2 separate regions of the Homo sapiens genome follow, and region 2 is linked to region 1. A link is a loop called in an ENCODE intact Hi-C map of the cell type or tissue named here. Cell type or tissue: heart right ventricle. All regions are shown on one strand. Each heading gives the region's core, and the rest is flanking DNA. Links, peaks and the distances in the headings are about the cores only. Region 1 overlaps LOC107985087 (a long non-coding RNA gene). Region 2 has its middle 50 kb from the start of LINC01987.

Evidence for each region. A loop is a pair of places that touch in the nucleus more often than their neighbours do. Peaks named below come from ENCODE experiments on the same cell type or tissue, not always from the same donor. Only the 100,000 strongest peaks of a DNase experiment are listed, where the experiment ranks them.
Region 2: a loop joins it to region 1, with 2.2 times the contacts of the local background. A loop is called at or near these places in 25 of 110 quality-filtered maps.

What each region holds. Positions count from the first base shown.
Region 1 is chr17:77,883,629-77,892,619 of GRCh38, reverse strand. LOC107985087 (a long non-coding RNA gene) reads left to right here. Exons shown (of 4, transcript XR_001753033.2): 2 at 2,396-2,535; 3 at 3,014-3,229; 4 at 3,959-4,070. LINC01973 (long intergenic non-protein coding RNA 1973) reads left to right here and starts at 8,533. Exons shown (of 2, transcript NR_028337.1): 1 at 8,533-8,698. RefSeq lists enhancers at 804-1,352, 1,793-2,293. In heart right ventricle, for the core only: no CTCF peak of the experiment used is centred there; DNase peaks (open chromatin) are centred at 4,809 and 6,067; H3K4me3 peaks cover 1,319 bases; H3K27ac peaks cover 2,910 bases.
Region 2 is chr17:77,773,971-77,782,961 of GRCh38, reverse strand. No RefSeq gene overlaps it. Among named protein-coding and RNA genes, the nearest start is that of LINC01987, 50 kb to the right of the region's middle. RefSeq lists a silencer at 7,549-7,749. In heart right ventricle, for the core only: no CTCF peak of the experiment used is centred there; DNase peaks (open chromatin) are centred at 2,964 and 3,631; H3K27ac peaks cover 1,600 bases.

The DNA.
Region 1 (8,991 bases), core at 407-8,406:
TGACAGCCACCTCTCCAGCACTGGAGCTCCGTTCCCCTCTCAGGGCTCCACAGCGCCTCCTTCCTACCCATCCTGGAATTTACATTCATCCTATGGAAATAGTGTCTCGCAAGCCTGCTCCCCACCCTGCACCCACCAGGAGTCCCCTGGGGTCAGACACTGTCTTTTCTTTCTCCTTTCATCGTTGGTTCCCAGGTTCCATGCCTGGAACCTGGAAGCGGCTCCTGATTTTGCTGAATGAATGTGGGAGGGAGAAAAAGGGAAGGGGTGGCGGAGGCCCCCCTCCAGCCAAGCAGACCCCCAGGTGTCAGGCCCCAGGCAGAGCCCCTTCCCCCAGCCTGGGACCCTCACTGCTTCTTGCTCCTGTGGACAGGAAAGGCCCCATCCTCAGGGGCCACAGTGGCAGAGGCCCCTGGGGAAGCGATGACAGACAGGCGCAGCCACTCCTGCTGACATCTCTCCTAGACCCTCGTCCTCCTTGGAGAACCTCCCCTGGATTCTCAGTAGCCGGAGCTCTGTCAGCTTGACGGGTGGAGTGAGGGTCACCAAGAGCCCTTCCTTCTTGTTTTAAACTCCCTCCTCTTCCTTGACCAGGAGAGTCTGAGAGCAGAGGAGGGAGGGGGGCTTACCCCAGGGGTGAGGATGTTGAGCTTTCCCTCCCTGGGGCTGCCACCCGACCCTTTAAAGGTTAAATGTGTTTATGCAGCATCTTCAGGAGGCTGCTGGGTCTGACAAAACGGAGAGAAGAGTGATTAATGGCTGGTGTCCTTGCTGCCGCCACCACAGGGAAGGAGGCTTCCATGGCTGCCCAGGAGCCACTCCTGTGACTCCAGGCTTCAGCCTTTCAGCAGGCTTCGGGACGAGTACTTCTGGACCAAGAGGAGGCTGCGATTCTGGAATGGGGCCTGGAGGGAGGCTGGGGCGCTGCTCTCTTGGGAAAATGAGAGTTTGCTCCAGGCCAGAGCGGATCCTGTGGGATTGCAGGCAGAAGGGAACAGAAGTTTCTGAACCACTGAGGCTTGTTGTAGAAATTCATGACTTTTACATTGTGCCCTGTAATATGGTCCTATGTGTCTTAGTAGAACAATTATGCTTTAGGTTGTGCAACAATCAAATTACTTAAGTTAACACCGGCCAGGCGCAGTGGCTCATCTCTAAAATCCCAGCATTTTGGGAGGCCAGGCCAGGAGGAACACTTGAGCCCAGGAGTTGGAGACCAGCCTGAGCAACATAAGGAGACTCCATCTCTACAAAATATTTTAAAGTTATCTGAGTGTGGTGGCACCCAAGACTTGGGAGGCTGAGGTGGGAGGATCGCTTGAGCCCAGGGTTTAGAGGCTATAGTGCATCATTGCACTGCAGCCCCGGGAGACAGAGCAAGACCCTGTCTCAAAACAACAATGACAACAACAACATTTACTCCTCCCATCCCAATCTACTTAAGTAAAATGATTACTCCAGCAAGCTGTGCTGATGAGTGTGTCCTGAGCCCCTCACCCAGAGCTCCTGAGGACCCCAGTTGGAGAAACCTGGGCTTACAGGCATCCCTGGGAGGTGGCAGGGGAGGAGGTGGGGATGGGGAGCTGGGGGGAAGCCAGCATGGCCTCAGGTTTCTGCCACTGCCCCAAGGCCTGGACCTCTGTTGGAGGTGTGCTGGGCTTGCATCTTCAAGTAAGGGCTCCGTTTTGCAGCATGGCATCGGGCACAGCCTGGGTGCTCAGAGTGGGCTTTTTGAGTGAATGACGAATGCATGAAAGGTGACTCTCAGAGCAGAGTTCAGAGGAAGCCAGGTGTCAGGGGGATGACCAGACCCTTGCCCAGGAGGGAGGAGTCTCAACTGTGGGGGGTGGGTGGGGGAGAGTGGATGGGAGGGTGGGGGGCACGCAGCCCTGACACCTGGCACTCCAGCCAGCCTTGGGCCTCTGCTGCCCTGTTTGGGGTCTTTGATACAAGCATTCCTGCAAGAGCTCCTTGCACGCCGACACCTTCCCATCGGGAGAGGCTGGAAGCATGGTGGTTGCCTGCCGTGTCCCAGCTGTTGTGGGTGCTTCTTCACGGCCAGTTCCTCTGACCTGGAATGGCCAGACTCGTCTTGAAGGGTGAGAAGTCATATCTCCGAATGCCCAGCAGGGTGCCTGGCAAGGGCTGCTGCTCTCTTATTATTATCATTAACGTTGGGAGATCGGCATTGAACTCACCTCTTGAGAGTTGAGGAGCCCCTGGTGGGGGACACTAAGCACCTGCCCCCACCGAGGGGACAAGCTGGGGTTGGCACAGAGCTCTCTCCCGCTCCAAGTCCTGCCTTCCCCGCCGGGCCACAGCTGCTCCAATCACGATGCTTCCCAAAGGACTTTCTGCAAGTGACCCTGGCCTCATCTCTTTCTGAGGACTGTAGACACCTCAGGGAGAGGGACACTGTGTCGGTTTCCTGTGGCTGCTGTAACAAATTCGCACAGACTGAGAGCCTTCGAACAGCAGGCATGGATCCTCTCACGGCTCTGGAGGCCAGAAGCCCAGGATCAAGGTGTCAGCGAGGTGGGTTCCTTCTGACGGCTCCAGGGAAGAAGCCACCCTGTGCCTCTCTTCTTGCTTCCGGCGCTTGCCTGCAGGCCTCAGCGTTCCTTGGCTTGTAGACTCCAGTCTCTGCCTTGGTGGTCTCATGCGTGTGTCTCTGTGTCCAAATTTCCCTTTCTGGCCAGACGTGGCGACTCACTCCTGTAATCCCAGCACTTTGGGAGGCTGAGGAGGGCGGATCACCTGAGGTCAGGAGTTGGAGACCAGCCTGGCCAACATGGTGAAACCCCATCTCTACTAAAAATACAAAAATTAGCTGGGCGTGGTGGCAGGTGCCTGTAATCCCAGCTACTCGGGAGGCTGAGGCATGAGAATCACTTGAACCGGAAAGATGGAGATTTCAGTGAGCTGAGATTGAGTCACTGCACTCCAGCCTGGGCAACAGAGCGAGACACTGTCTCAAAAATAAAAAATAAAAAAAAATTCTCTTTATTTTAAGGATGCCAGCCTTTGGACTGAAGTCCCACCCTATGACCTCGCCTTAATTTGATTACGTCTGCAAAGATGCTATTCCAGAATAAGGTCACATTTACAGTTGCTGGGGGTATGATCGCTTGGAGAACACAGTTCAAACCCCTGCAGACACAAATTCATGCCTGCCCACCAGCTCGAGCCCCAGACACTGCTTTCAGGGGAGCCCATGCCAAGGCAGCAGGTGGGTGTCTGTCTGTCTGGAGGATCTGTGGGGAGAGTAGGTTACTTTGGGGTTTGTATAGGGAGGCAGGACGGTGGCTGTGCAGAGGGAGAGAAGGGAGATGCAAAAAGACCCCAGGGAAATGAGGAACAAATGGGGACGGGACACAGGCCTCTGGAGGGAGGTGGGATCCTTAAGTCTCAGGGGTTGGGGAAAGAAAGCTGAAGGCATTTTGAGGGAAGCAGTGCATAGCCCAGTGATCTGGCAGTGGTGAGGGTTCTAGGGGGAAGAAGAGCAGGCTGTGGGGTCTGATTCCTCCATGCGCTATCCCCCAGTAGGCGAGTGGCCTGATCCTTTTTGACCTCTGCTTTCCCTTCCCTTCCCCTTTCTTCCCTTCCTCTTCACTTTCCCCTTCCTCTTCCCTTTCTTTCTTTCTTTCTTCTTTTTCTTTTTTTTTCTTTCTTTCTCTCTCTCTCTCTTTCTTCTCTCTCTCTCTCTTTCTTGCTTCTTTCTTTCTCTCAGAGTCTTGCTCTGTCACCCAGGCTGGAGTGCAGTGGTGCCATCTCGGCTCACTGCAACCTCCCCCTCTCGGGTTCAAGCAATTCTCCTGCCTCAGCCTCCTGAGTAGCTGGGATTACAGGTGCATGCCACCATACCCAACCTTTTTTTTTTTTTTTTTTTTTTTTTTTTTTTTAGTAGATATGGGGTTTCATCATGTTGACCAGGCTGGTCTCAAATTCCTGATTTCAGGTGATCCTCCTGCCCCGGCCCCCCAAAGTGTTGGGATTACAGGCATGAGCCGTCGTGCCTGGCCTTGATCCCTGTTTTCTGATTGCCCTAATTGGGAGAATAACTCCTCCCCTATGAGACAACAGATGAGAAAGTGCTTGGAAAGTAAAAGCAATGTTCACCATTAAAGATTGTAACATGTGGAGTGCTGCATGACTGAATTGTCAAACATGAATAACTCAGCTCTTTTCAGATTCACAATCATGATCAATGCCTCCGGGACTATGAAAACGCCATCATGAATGTTTACATTATTCTCTTGGGTGAGCGGAGCTTTGGAAAGGAAAAAAAGGAAAGTCTAAACTGACAAACTTCTGAAAACACTCGGGTCTGGCAGGAGTTCTCTTCTCTCCCCGAGAGCAGAATTGGGGTTGAGCGGCACTTGGTAGGCGTGGAGCGCGCTTCAGTCTCGGGCCACTACCCCAGGCGTTTTCTCATCTGACACTCACAGCAGCCCTCGGGTAGGCAGACACGGTGTATTTACGCCTTTCATTCGAGTCCCTTTGGGGGAGCAGGAGGGAGGGAGGGTGTGAGTGTGTGCGCGCACCCGTGCATGGGGGAGGCGGGGCCTTTCGATTCCGATGCCAGTTACGCAGACACCCTCACATCCTCGGATATACCGCCACCGAGCCTGAAGTGCTGACAATATCCCCATTTTTCTCTGTCCTGACAGCTTTTGAGATGCCAGGCCAGCCTCCCTTCCTAATCGGTCATTTTCTGAGGAGGGGCAGCTCGGGCGGTTGTTAGAGCAGAACGCACGGCTTCAATCCCTCTGTGTGGTGGACCTTGTTGCGCAAGGGTCCCTGTGTCCGGCACGTCATCGCCCTCTGTGAGAATGAGCTCTCCTTCCGGTCACTGCGCGGTGATCGCAGCAGAGGGGACGTGGCATTAACAGCACGCGGTTGCTCCACTCACCCCTGGCTTTGTAGCCTACAGCAGCTTGAAACACATGACGCTGTAACAACCTCTACCACGCCACGGAGGCATTCTTTTTTATTGTTTCCATTTTCTAGTTTGTGGCAGATTGGATTCCTGTTTCTAATTCTTCCCTCCCTCCCTGGTGTAGAATTTCACATTTGCCTCTTTCGCCAGGTGGCTTTGCAGTGCGTTCCCGCCCTCCCCCGCCAAGAGTGGGTGCAGAATTTTTCCCTGCTCCGCGTCAATGCTGGGTGTGGCCATGAGCCCTGAAATTACACATGGAGCCCAGCCTCTGCTGATCTGTACCCATTAAGAAGAAAAAATGTTGATCTTTGTTGCTGTAGGTCATTGAGATTTCTGGGGTTGTCTGTTATGTAGCATTATTCTAGCGACTAGTTCCCAGGTCATTCATTCACTCAACAAACACTGTGTGGCTGCCTTGGGTTAGGAATGCTGCTAGGAGCTGGAGATAAAAAGACAGGACTTAGTCCCTAGCCTCGGGGGTCTTACTGTATAATAGAGTTGTGGCTGTCAGGCTGTGAGGAGACAAGACAAAGCCAGTTCCCTGTCGCACAGGGGTTTTCAGAGTTCGGGGTGGAGAGGGTGGAAATGGGAGCCCCAACAGGCAGGGTGTCAGGTAGGGCAGCCCACGTCCCACCCAGAACGACATGCCTCCTTTTTAATCTGTGTCATATTTTGGGGTCTTGAGTAAGGTGCTATTTCCCAGAAGGATCCTAATGCCAAAACAGTTTGCAAAGCTCTGTGGGAGGAAGCTGCAGGTCACAGGAGGGGAAACTTAGATCACACAGACTCAATAAGGAAGACCGGGGCTGCTCCCAAACCTCAGGCATGATCCACTGGGATCCATCAGCAATGTCTTTTTCCTCTTTATTATTTCTTCCAAATACCAGCCCTGGGAGACACGTTAGAACCCATCTAGCTACACATAACAGCTCTCCACATCTCTGTGGGAATATAGACAGGCCCGAGGCAGGGGGCTGGCTCAGGGTTCCACAGTGGCAGAGGAAGAGCCTCCACAGATCCCGCCTTGCCCTCTGTCGCCAGCTTCTCCTCTCTGCCTCCATGATCTGGAACCTTCAGCTGGTCAACTGAGCCACGCCCGGTGCTGTGGTGCTTCCCCAAGCTGCACACGCCGATGGCAGTGAGGAATGACTGCGCCCATTGCATCACCTCCTCGCTGTCAGTGAGCCAGTGAGCACCTGCGGCTGCTTCGAGGGGAACTACAATAAAACTTCCAAGACAGTCCACTTTTTAGGAGGTATAAGCAAAGAGCAAACACAACCTGTCAATCGTGCCGAATGCTGCTGATGCTGTTCTCTCATCCTAAAACAGACGATGAAAATGCTAAGCTCTGTAAAGAAGGACTTAGTCATATTCAAAATTCTCCAATAAACACCTCACTGTTGTGTTTCGCCAGCTCCGCATTACACGCAAGTCTCAATGGCCCGTGGCTCAGTGTCCTGCTCCGTGAAATGACGGAATTGGACACAGCTCACAGCTCACTCTGGAGTTAACTGAAGCCCTTGAAGGAAAACCACCAGGTTTTCTAAGAGTTTATGGCATTATTTATTTTTATTATCCTCACCAAAAATTTATGTTCAGCCACTTTTTTTTTCCTCTAAATTTTCTGGAACGTTTCTCCTTAGTGTTCTTCATTCATGAAGCACATAAAAGTCTCTTTGACCTTATCTCTCTCTCTCTTTTTGTAAAGCTCTTCTTGGTATTATTGAATTTTATTCATAGCAAGACCCATCTGAGGCAATCCTGGTGCAATCTTCCTCACTTTGTCTGTCTTCCTTCCTTCCTTCTTTCCTTTCTCCCTTCCTTCTCTCTCTCTTTGTGTCTTTCTTTCTTTCTTTTTCTTTCTCTCTCTCTCTTTCTCTCTCCTTCCTTCCTTCTTTCCTTCCTTCCTCTCTCCCTCCCTCCCTCCCTTCCTTCCTTCCTCCCTTCCTTCTCTCTCTCTTTCTTTTCTTTCTCTCTCTCTTTCTGTCTCTCTCCTTCCTTCCTTCCTTCCTTCCTTCCTTCCTTCCTTCCTTCCTTCCTTCCCTTCTTTCTTTCCTCCCTCCCTCCCTCCTTCCCTCCCTCCCTCCCTTTCTCTCTCTCTCTCTCTCTTTCTTTCCTGTCTCCAATCATCCACCCACCCACCTATCCATCCACCCACCCGCCCATCCATCCATCCACCCACTCACCCATCCATCCATCCACCTACCCACCCACCCATCCATTCATCCACCCACCCATCCATTCATCCATTCTTTCACCTAGTCATCCACCGATTCAACCACCCATCCACCCATCCAGTTATCTACCCACCCACCCATTCACCACCCACCCACCCACCCATCCATCCACCCATCCATCCAATCATCCACCCATCCATCCAACCACCTATCCACCCACCCTTTCACCCATCCACCCATCTATCTATCTATCCATCCATCCTCCATCCATCCATCCATTCATTTAACAAAAGAGACAATCTCCTGTCCCCTTTGGGAACACTGCCAAGTTTTCTCTGCCTTGCAGCTGGGTCGAGTTGACATTTGGCAGAAGGAGGTGGGTGGTACATTTTGCATCAGGGCCTAGGCCTGCCTCAGACACAGGTGTTCAGCTCCATGCCAGGACTAATGCTGGGCATGGAAAGCTGGAGAGGTGGCTTTGTGCCCAGGGCCGGTTGTAGCATCTTGGCATGTTTCTGTTCCCAAAGTCCCCAGTGGGCACAGGGACATTCAGCCATCTTCAGAGATAGCTACCATTTAAAGCAACAAGGAGATAGGACAACCATCACTTTCCCTGACTCCAGTGAGACCTGGAGGCTGTCCTGCAAGTGAGATGCCACCTTAAGCTCTTCATGAGCAGAGTTGCCCATAGCCCTTAGCTCACTGCAGGAAGCAACCAATGTGGCCCCCACATTAGTAGCCCTCAGAGCCAGACCAAGTTCAAAATTTGGTTAACAAACCTGTAGGCTTCTTCTTGTTTTCAAATGTCACAGAAAATCTTTTTGTGCTATTGTAGGAATGGAATCTCTCCTTCCTTCAGCCTCATCTGAGTTGAGGTGGGGAGAGTTGGACACAAAGTTCAAGGGGAGAGAACACTCAAAACAGCCCCCAGAAAGCCAAGGCAGGGGTTGGCACACCAAAATGACACAGAGACAGCTCCATGCCCTAATGGGTCGATCCCATCCTTCAATAACAGTGGGTGGCTGGGATCTTCTGCATTTCACGGGAGGCTCAGGGAGATGAAGCAACTTGCCTGAGGTGTCACAGGTGTAGGAAGGAGAGTAGGGGCAGATGGGGCCCAACTCCAGGTTTGCCTGGATGCAGAGCCACGCGTTCCCCCCGCCTCCTCCTTGATGGGTTCTCTCTGCACGCTTCAGGGTGCCCCCATGCTCTGCTCGGCCCCTGCAGCAGGAGGGCACAGAGCTCACTGCTGGCTGGTCTCCATGGCAACAGCTGACGAGTCTGCATCAGATGATGGCAGAGCTGCCTTGGAGCGCGAGCTTGGCTGTGACGGCAGGGACTTGGGAGGAGAGGAGCTGGAGGAGTGGGGGATGGGGCATGAGCTGGGGTGCCGGATGGGCTGCTCTCCCAGCAGCCATTTGGAAGATGCTTCCAGTCAAGTCTCAATCTCAGTCGGTCACTGGTCCATGTATATTTCATGGACATCTACCCTGTGCTGGGCACTGGGCAGACAACAGTCTACTGGACCCAGTCTCACTCTCAAGGGGACTGTAGTCCAAGAGAGAGGCAGGTAGATTATCAGGTAATTCCAGCTCACCACGATTGATGGGAAGGTAGGGAAAGTTTGGGATACATGCAAGGCCGTAGGAGAGGCACCCCACCGGGGCTTGGGGGCAGGAAAGTTTTCCAGGAGAGAGGGATATCTACGTGGCTTTCTGGCGGGGGGGGGGGGGTCGGGGAGAGAGAGAGAGGGAGAGAGGGAGAGAGAGAGAGATGAATGAGATCTGCCAGGAGTCCTCAGTGCCTGGAGCTCCAAGGGAGGAAGGCTAGGGAGGGAAGCCATGCTTGTCCTGGGGCCGAGATGAGGAGGAAGGG
Region 2 (8,991 bases), core at 320-8,319, 110 kb after region 1:
TTTGAGGTGCGGGGAGCCAGTGTGGCCCAGGGAGGGAGCGTGGCAATGCCTGGGGGCTGTTCTGGAGCCAGCAGGAACAGTGGACTTTGGGAGGAAAACAAAGGGGTCCCCACTCCTCCGGCTGGCAGGCTCCAGGCACCCCCTACCTGTGACGGTCAGGCCCTGTCCACTGCGCTGTGGTGAACGCCCCCTCCGAGGTCCCTTCTCTCCAGACTCGGGGCCCTGGAGTCGGGGCAGACACCTCGGGTTCCTCCTTCTCTTCTCCCAGTGGAACTCTTAGTCCCCCTTGTATAACTGAGATGTCTCCACCACGCACCCCGCCACCCCCTACTAATAGCTGCAATGTTGCGCCTTCCACATTAATGACAGGTGTGCAGGGACAAGGCTGCCTGCCTGCCAGTGGGTTCCCTGACATCACACCTGCTCGCCGGAGAAGCACACCCTGAGGCAACTGAAATCCTAATAGGTCCCTCTAACTGCCTCCTGCATCAATCCTGACACCAGGCGCTTTCTTCTTCTTCCCCACGGCTCGCCTTATTACTCTGTCATTGTCATTGATTTTGACTAAAAGAGAAAAAAACCCACTCATGCTATGACTGTTCCAAGTTAGCGAGGCAGAGAGCTCTGTGGAGCGTCGGCTGGGGGCAAGGAGCCAGGGCTTGGGTGGCATCAGTCCATGCAGGGTGTGCCTCGTGGGTCCCCTGGGGGCCAGGAGGGAGGTCAGCAAGCGGGGATGAGGGAGACTGGAAGGCTGATGGCAGGTGAGACCCCTGGGGGGGCCGTCTGTTCCGCTCCTTCCCTCCCTCCCCCTGCGCTAGGAAGCATCTGCCAGGCACTAGGGGGTCAGGGGAGGTGGGTGGAGGGTCCAGTTGCAAAATGCTTTCTGTGGCAGGGCCAGAACCAAACAACAATAAAAGAGAGGCTGTGCCCCCTTCCCTGTTCCCTACCCCAGCACAGGTAGCCGGAGGCCTGAGCCACACCCACCTGGCTGGATTTGAGAGTTCTGCAGGACCCTGGACGTTGAAGGGGTTGGTGGTGAGCAACGGGGGGTGTGAGCAGCTCGGGGTGCTCTCTGAGACCCCTGCCAAGCAAAGGCTCGCTCTCCAAGAAGTGGGGAGCAAGCGTCCTCTCCTCCTACCGGGACCCACCACCAAGGTCTTTCTAACTCTGAGGAGGAGAGAGGAGGGGAAAGAAAGGGCGAAGAGAAAAGGGGAATGAAGGCGAGGGCCCAGAATGGGAAGGGAAGGGAGGGAGAGAAGGAGTGGAGAGGGCCTGCTGGAGTGAGGGGCACTTACTGGAGTGGGGGGGGGCCTGCTGGAATAGGGGGAGGCCTGCTGGAGTGGGGGGGGCCTGCTGGAGTGGGGGGGCCTGCTGGAGTGGGGGGGCCTGCTGGAGTAGGGGGGCCTGCTGGAGTGGGGGGGGCCTGCTGGAGTGGGGGGGCCTGCTGGAGTGGGGAGGGCCTGCTGGATTGGGGGGGCCTGCTGGAGTGGGGAGGGCCTGCTGGAGTGGGGGGGACTGCTGGAGTAGGGGGGGCCTGCTGGAGTGGGGGGGGCTGCTGGAGTGGGGAGGGCCTGCTGGAGTGGGGAGGGCCTGCTGGAGTGGGGGGGGCCTGTTGTAGTGAGGGGCACCTACTGGAGTAGGGGGGGCCTGCTGGAGTGGTGGGGGCTGCTGGAGTCGGGGGGGGGCACTGCTGGAGTTGGGAGGGCCTGCTGGAGTGGGGGGGCCTGCTGGAGTGGGGAGGGCCTGCTGGAGTGGTGGGGGCTGCTGGAGTCGGGGGGGCACTGCTGGAGTTGGAGGGGCAGGAGTGGCCATTCTCTTACTTCTCCCTCCACTGTGTTTTCTTTGCCCCCTGCTACTGCCAGGCCAAGCACCTTTCTCCCAGGATTATAATTCGCGTGGAGTGAACCCCCTTTCTATTTTCAAGGTGTCCAGCTCTTGCAGGGCACTGCACCTTAGGTGGATCACCCAAGAGTCTGCTGAGTACCCCCGCACAAGTCCGGAGAGACACACAGAAGCGGGGCGTTGTCCTCAGGGACTCGAGACTCACAGACGAAGATTGGAAACCCACCAAGCCCTCTGTGAAATCTGGGCCACCAGCACCCTGCTCCTGTGGGGTGAGAGTTGTATCATGGGGACAAGGATGGTGCCCTGTAAATGCTGACCCACCGATGGGGACACTGGGGATCGGGCAGTTTGGGGACAAAGGCAGACCCAGGGGAGTGGCTACTTGGAGATTAGGAAGAGAAGTGTGGGTGGGAGGCTGCCTCCTGTGGCCCAGGGTATCCTGTCAGTGTGCTGTTTGACCCAAGCCATGTGGTGGGGTCCCCAAGAAGCAGCAAGTTCAGGGGATGCTGTTCTCATGCAATTATATTCCTCTCAATAGCAGCTTTCAGGAAACACAAGGCCAGAGGCACTTTAATTGGAATGGCTTTATAACACTTTTCACATCAGATCAAACCCTGTGATGACCAATGCATTCCACTGTTTGGTTTGAAAAGCACGTTAACAGAGGGGTGCAGGGCTGGATTCACTGGAGATGTACAGAACTGCCCCAGTGCAGCTCGGATGGTTCTGCAGGCCCAGGGTGAAGGAATGAATTGGCTTCCTCATGTGTTTTAAATCCATCACTGGTTGCAGCAAATCAATCCCCCAGAATACTAGCGTCCTTGGTGGAGTGATAAGATCAGGTTCTGGAATGCACTCTAGGCTCTGGCTCAAGATGGCCCTCACCCCACAGAGGCGTGGCGCCAAGGCCTCAGCACCCCCACCGTCTGGGGCAAGCAGCGGTGCCTGCCTTTGCCTTCCGGGAGGAAAGTTCTTCATCCAGATCTGTGGCCCCAGGATCCACCTTCCCAGGCTGCTGCAAGTTCTGCCTTGGCTCCATGCCAGAGAGTGTCACTGTGCCTGGGACATGGGGACCTGTCCCGGGGCTGGGGGAGAGGAGCGAGCAGAGGAAGGCTCCTGGCAGGCGAAGCCATGCTGGCCTCACTCCAGACCTCACATCCTCTCATCAGCTGAAGATGCACCAGTGCAGGCGGGCAGCACAGGGCCAGGCGGCCCATAGTTCCCTTAAGCGGGAGGGGTGGGAAATCGGGACAAGCTCCCTGAGAGCCAAGACCTCCAACTGCGGTGGGTCAGCCACACGGTGCCCGGGAAAGCAGGCGGTGGCCTCCCTGTTTCCCCCGAACCACAGCCGCTGACTCCACATGACGGGGCCATCTATGGGGCTTCTCTCAAGACCTTGCCCCAGGCGGATCCCCCTCATCTGCAGGCAGGGCCCCAAGCCCAGACCCCCAGGAAGGGGCCACCCTAACTGCCCTCCTCTAAAACCACAGCCTTGTTTTCCAGCAACCCCTGCCCCCTTCTAAAGGAATCCTTCCTCTCCCCTTGAAGTGCCTGCGGACAGATTAAAGCCTCCTTCTCTGTTCCAGATTTTTCTCCCAGAGGAGCTGAATTTCAGCCGAATACCCATGGGCAGTTAGGGTGGCCTCTAACAGCTCTCAGGGAGCCAGTCCCGATTTCACACCCCTCCCGCTGTGGGCACTGGTAAGGAGGCATCTCACTGGTCCACTGGCAATCCCGTGGGGAGCCGGCTCTTCTTGCGGGATTTGCTGAACCCAGGCTGGCAGAGCTCAGGCTGGCAAATCCCTGCATTGCAAAGCCAGGGCACTGAAAGGAGGCAGGGAGGGGCTGCTTCCGGGACCCAGAGTCTTGGCAGCTGTTGCTGGGCAAGAATCCACCCCTGCCGCTGCCATTGGTCCTTCTGCCTCTTCCTGGCAGAGCAAGAGTGATGCCCACACCCAGGGGTCTGGTCCGTTTCATCACCCAGGCTGCCTAAGGAGGCCATGCCCACTGGCTTAGGCAGCCTCTTGGGGTCCAGCGCCATCCCGGCCAGGGCCACAAAGACAGACACAGAGGAAGCAGCCACAGCTGCTTGGCCATGGCCCCCATGCCAGGGCTCCTGGGCACAGCTGCTCTGTGATTCTCCTGCCTGCTGCTTGCCCGGCTCCCTTGCCTTCTTTCTCCCCAGGGCCTCACCCTTTCCCAGTGCCTGTTGCTGCTGGATGGGCAGGCGGGCGTCCAACTCCTGCTCTCCTGCTGTCCTGTCTCCTGGGGTGCAGTGCTGGGCAGCCTCATGCAGCCAGGGTCTGTCTCGGGCTGTAGGGCACTGGGCACCCTTCGGGCACATTGGCCTCAGGCTCCCCAAGGGCAGGCCCCACCTGGCTTGTTCATCTGCACCTAGAGCAGCACTTGGCACACAGTAGGATCGAATAGATTAGTGATCTGAGGGACTGTGGCACCCACTCCTCCCCACAGCAGGAACTGGCCTGTTTGCACCCTTCCTGCGGGAATGGAAGCCTGACTTCTGGGAAGCCCTGGAACCCTGGAAGAGGAAGGGGCAGATCCTGGGGTGAACAGGCTGTGCGGTACAGCAGCAAACAGCAGAGAGGCTGGGGGTGGGGTGAGGGTGAGTGGCAGGGAAGTGAGGGCAGACCCTGCAGAATTCCAGAAAGGCCAGATCAGCAGTGACCCCTGTTTATCAGGGGTCCCCCTCCAACCAGGAACTGGGACCAAACCGTCAGAGTGTCTGCAAGAGTCATCAGGGCCAGAGGCAGTGTGGTGTCATGGTTAGAGCACGAGCTTTGCAAGGGACGTACACCTGGGTCCACGTCGCCGTGTGACCTCGGGGAAATCTCTCAACTCCTCTGTGTCTGTGAAACAGAAACAACAACAATAACAACTCTCACAGAGTTACTATGAGGATTTGATGCGATGATGCAGGAGAAATGCTTAAAATAGTGTCTGGCACGTGGTAAACTTTTAATCAGTTTTAGTTAAAAGTTGCAGTGGTGATAATTATAGCAAAGGTTTGGAGGGGTGGAAAAGCTTCAGAAAACGAGAGGCCTGGGTGTTCCATGTTGCTGTGTGAACTTGAGGCACGTGTGTGTCCCTCTGGTCTCTGCCAGTTAGGGAGGGAGGAGCCGGGGATGGACGCCGTGGAGCACTGACTTTGTCCTGAGATTTGTGGGGTTGAATGATGAGATGCTTTAGGCTCATGGTACGGTTCTCTGAGTCCAATTGCATTTCATCCTTGTGCCACCTCTGGGCAGTCAACTGGCCAGTGACTATGACCATCATGTTTCTGGTAAGGAAATCCAAGGCCCAGCGAGGGAAGTGAAATGGCCACACCGCACCTTTCTGGCCAACGAGGGCAGAACCCACATTGCTAACTTCTGCCCTGAGTTCCTGGGGCCTTCACGGTCTGCTGGGCTTATGAGGTTGTTTGTTGATTGGTTGTTTTTTTTTTTATTTTTTTTTTTATTGATCATTCTTGGGTGTTTCTCGCAGAGGGGGATTTGGCAGGGTCATAGGACAATAGTGGAGGGAAGGTCAGCAGATAAACAAGTGAACAAAGGTCTCTGGTTTTCCTAGGCAGAGGACCCTGCGGCCTTCCGCAGTGTTTGTGTCCCTGGGAACTTGAGATTAGGGAGTGGTGATGACTCTTAACGAGCATGCTGCCTTCAAGCATCTGTTTAACAAAGCACATCTTGCACCGCCCTTAATCCATTTAACCCTGAGTGGACACAGCACATGTTTCAGAGAGCACAGGGTTGGGGATAAGGTCACAGATCAACAGGATCCCAAGGCAGAAGAATTTTTCTTAGTACAGAACAAAATGAAAAGTCTCCCATGTCTACTTCTATCCACACAGACCCGGCAACCATCTGATTTCTCAATTTTTTCCCCACCCTTCCCGCCTTTCTATTCCACAAAACCGCCATTGTCATCATGGCCCATCCCCAATGAGCCGCTGGGCACACCTCCCAGACGGGGTCGTGGCCGGGCAGAGGGGCTCCTCACTTCCCAGTAGGGGCGGCCGGGCAGAAGCGCCCCTCACCTCCCGGATGGGGCGGCTGGCCGGGCGGGGGGCTGACCCCCCCACCATCCTCCCGGACGGGGCGGCTGGCCAGGCAGAGGGGCTCCTCACTTCCCAGTAGGGGCGGCCGGGCAGAGGCGCCCCTCACCTCCCGGACGGGGCGGCTGGCCAGGCAGGGGGCTGATCCCCCCACCTCCCTCCCGGACGGGGCGGCTGGCCGGGCAGGGGGCTGACCCCCCCTCCCCCCTCCCGGACGGGGCGGCTGGCCGGGCGGGGGGCTGACCCCCCCACCTCCCTCCCGGACGGGGCGGCTGGCCAGGCGGGGGGCTGACCCCCCCACCTCCCTCCCGGGCGGGGCGGCTGGCCGGGCAGAGGGGCTCCTCACTTCCCAGTAGGGGCGGCCGGGCAGAGGCGCCCCTCACCTCCCGGACTGGGCGGCTGGCCGGGCGGGGGGCTGACCCCCCCACCTCCCTCCTGGACGGGGCGGCTGGCCGGGCAGAGGGGCTCCTCACTTCCCAGTAGGGGCGGCCGGGCAGAGGCGCCCCTCACCTCCCGGACGGGGCGGCTGGCCGGGCGGGGGGCTGACCCCCCACCTCCCTCCCGGACGGGGCGGCTGCCGGACGGAGACGCTCCTCACTTCCCAGACGGGGTGGTTGCCGGACGGAGGGGCTCCTCACTTCTCAGACGGGGCGGTTGCCAGGCAGAGGGTTTCCTCACTTCTCAGACGGGGTGGCCGGGCAGAGACGCTCCTCACCTCCCAGACAGGGTTGCGGCCCAGCAGAGGCGCTCCTCACATCCCAGACGGGGCGGCGGGGCAGAGGTGCTCCCCACATCTCAGACGATGGGCGGCCGGGCAGAGACGCTCCTCACTTCCTAGATGGGATGGCGGCCGGGCAGAGACGCTCCTCACTTTCCAGACTGGGCAGCCAGGCAGAGAGGCTCCTCATATCCCAGACGATGGGGGGCCAGGCAGAGACGCTCCTCACTTCCCAGACGGGGTGGCGGCCGGGCAGAGGCTGCAATCTCGGCTCTTTGGGAGGCCAAGGCAGGCGGCTGGGAGGTGGTTGTTGCGAGCCGAGATCACGCCACTGCACTCCAGCCTGGGCACCATTGAGCACTGAGTGAACGAGACTCCGTCTGCAATCCCGGCACCTCGGGAGGCCGAGGCTGGCGGATCACTCGCGGTTAGGAGCTGGAGACCAGCCCGGCCAACACAGCGAAACCCCGTCTCCACCAAAAAAAAAAACGAAAACCAGTCAGGCGTGGCGGCGCGCGCCTGCAATCGCAGGCACTCGGCAGGCCGAGGCAGGAGAATCAGGCAGGGAGGTTGCAGTGAGCCGAGATGGCAGCAGTACCGTCCAGCTTTGGCTCGGCATCAGAGGGAGACCGTGGAGGGAGAGGGAAGGGGAGGGGGAGGGGGAGGGGGAGGGGGAGAGGGAGAGGGAGAGGGAGAGGGAGAGGGTTGTTTTTTTTTTTTAATCAATGGCCATGAACAGTGTTGGAAACCCAGACAATGAGTAGTTCTGGGGGCAAAGCCCTACCCTAGGGAAGGGACTGTCCTGGAGTTTAAAGAGGAATGTTCTGGAATCTGCTGTTAGGAACACATGATGGTCACATATTGGGGCCTGATGCCTGAGACCTTACAAAGTACTTTCACAGACCTTATGGCTTTGGCGCCTCTCAGCCCGTGTGCTTTTCATCCCGTGTATTAGTGAGGGTTCCCTAGAGGGACAGAGCCAATAGGATAGATAGATAGATATAAAGGGGAATTTATTAAATATTCACTGACACAATCACAAAGTCCCACAATGGGCTGTCTGCAAGTTTGAAGAACAAGGAAAACCAGTCTGAGTCTCAAAACTGAAGAACTTGGAGTCTGATGTTCACGGACAGGAAGCATCCAGCACGGGAGAAAGATGTAGACTGGGAGGCTAGGCCGGTCTCGCTTTTTCACGTTTTTCTGCCTGCTTTATATTCGCTGGAAGCTGATGAGATGGCGCCCACCAGATTGAGGGTGGGTCTGCCTTTTGCAGCCCACTGACTCAAATGTTAATCTCTTTTGGCAACACCCTGCCAGACACACCCAGGACTAATACTTTGCATCCTTCAGTCCAATCAAGCTGACACTCAGTATCAACCATCACATCCCACTTGGCAAACAGTCTCAGCAACAGCAAGGTTGTAAAGTCAGGACTTGAACCCAGATCTTCAGGTTCTGAGCCCAAAGGCACCCTCTCTGAGGGCACTAGAAGTGTCCTATGACCTGACTAGGTGCCCAGGGTCATCGAACTTTTGCTCCTCTGGAGAGAAACCTGAGGCAGAAGCCACGTCCTGTTTTCCAGGGAAACCTCATCGTTGACCTGTCACAGCCCAGGGCCTGCTGGGAAAATCTCTCTCAGGTACAGACCACCCCCCGACGTTGTTCTAAAAAGGGAGCTATCTACCGGAGGAATATTCCCCAGGAATAATTGCTAAAAGGCCTAATTTTGGAGATAACCGCGATTATAAATGTCTCATTACTTTAATTAAAGTCTCATCCATCACGGATGCTCTGTTCCCTGAAGCACAAGGGGCTAATGCGGCGGCAGCCACTGTGAGAGGCCGAGCGTGTATTCACACAGCAGCCTCCTCCCAGCCTCCTGGGTCAGATGCTGGCAGCCCTGCCATCCCACCCACCAATGCCCCATTTCCTCCTCCATGGCCCAGATACCGCATGCCCTTTCAAACACTCTTCTCTGTTCCAACTGCTCAACTGTGATGTCCCCCGTCCCAGAGCGGGAGATTCGGCAAAAGCTGGCATTTGTCAAGCCAGAATGCAACGGGGCCCGTCAGAAGCAGAGGACGCCCAACAGCTGGTGTCTCGGGAAAAAGGTGGCAGGGCCCCAAACAGGATTTGTGTATCGGGGCTGTGTCTGCCACCCTGGGGGTTATCATGCCCAACCTCAGTGGATTGAACTCACTGTGTGCAAGGCCCTTGATGTATGGTGTCCTGTTCAGTCCCACGACAGCTCTGTGAGGTTGTGCAGTTGACTCTTGGACAATGTGGGGATTAGAGTGCTGACTCCACACAGCCGAAAATCTGGGTATAACTTTTGACTCCTCAAAATGTAAGT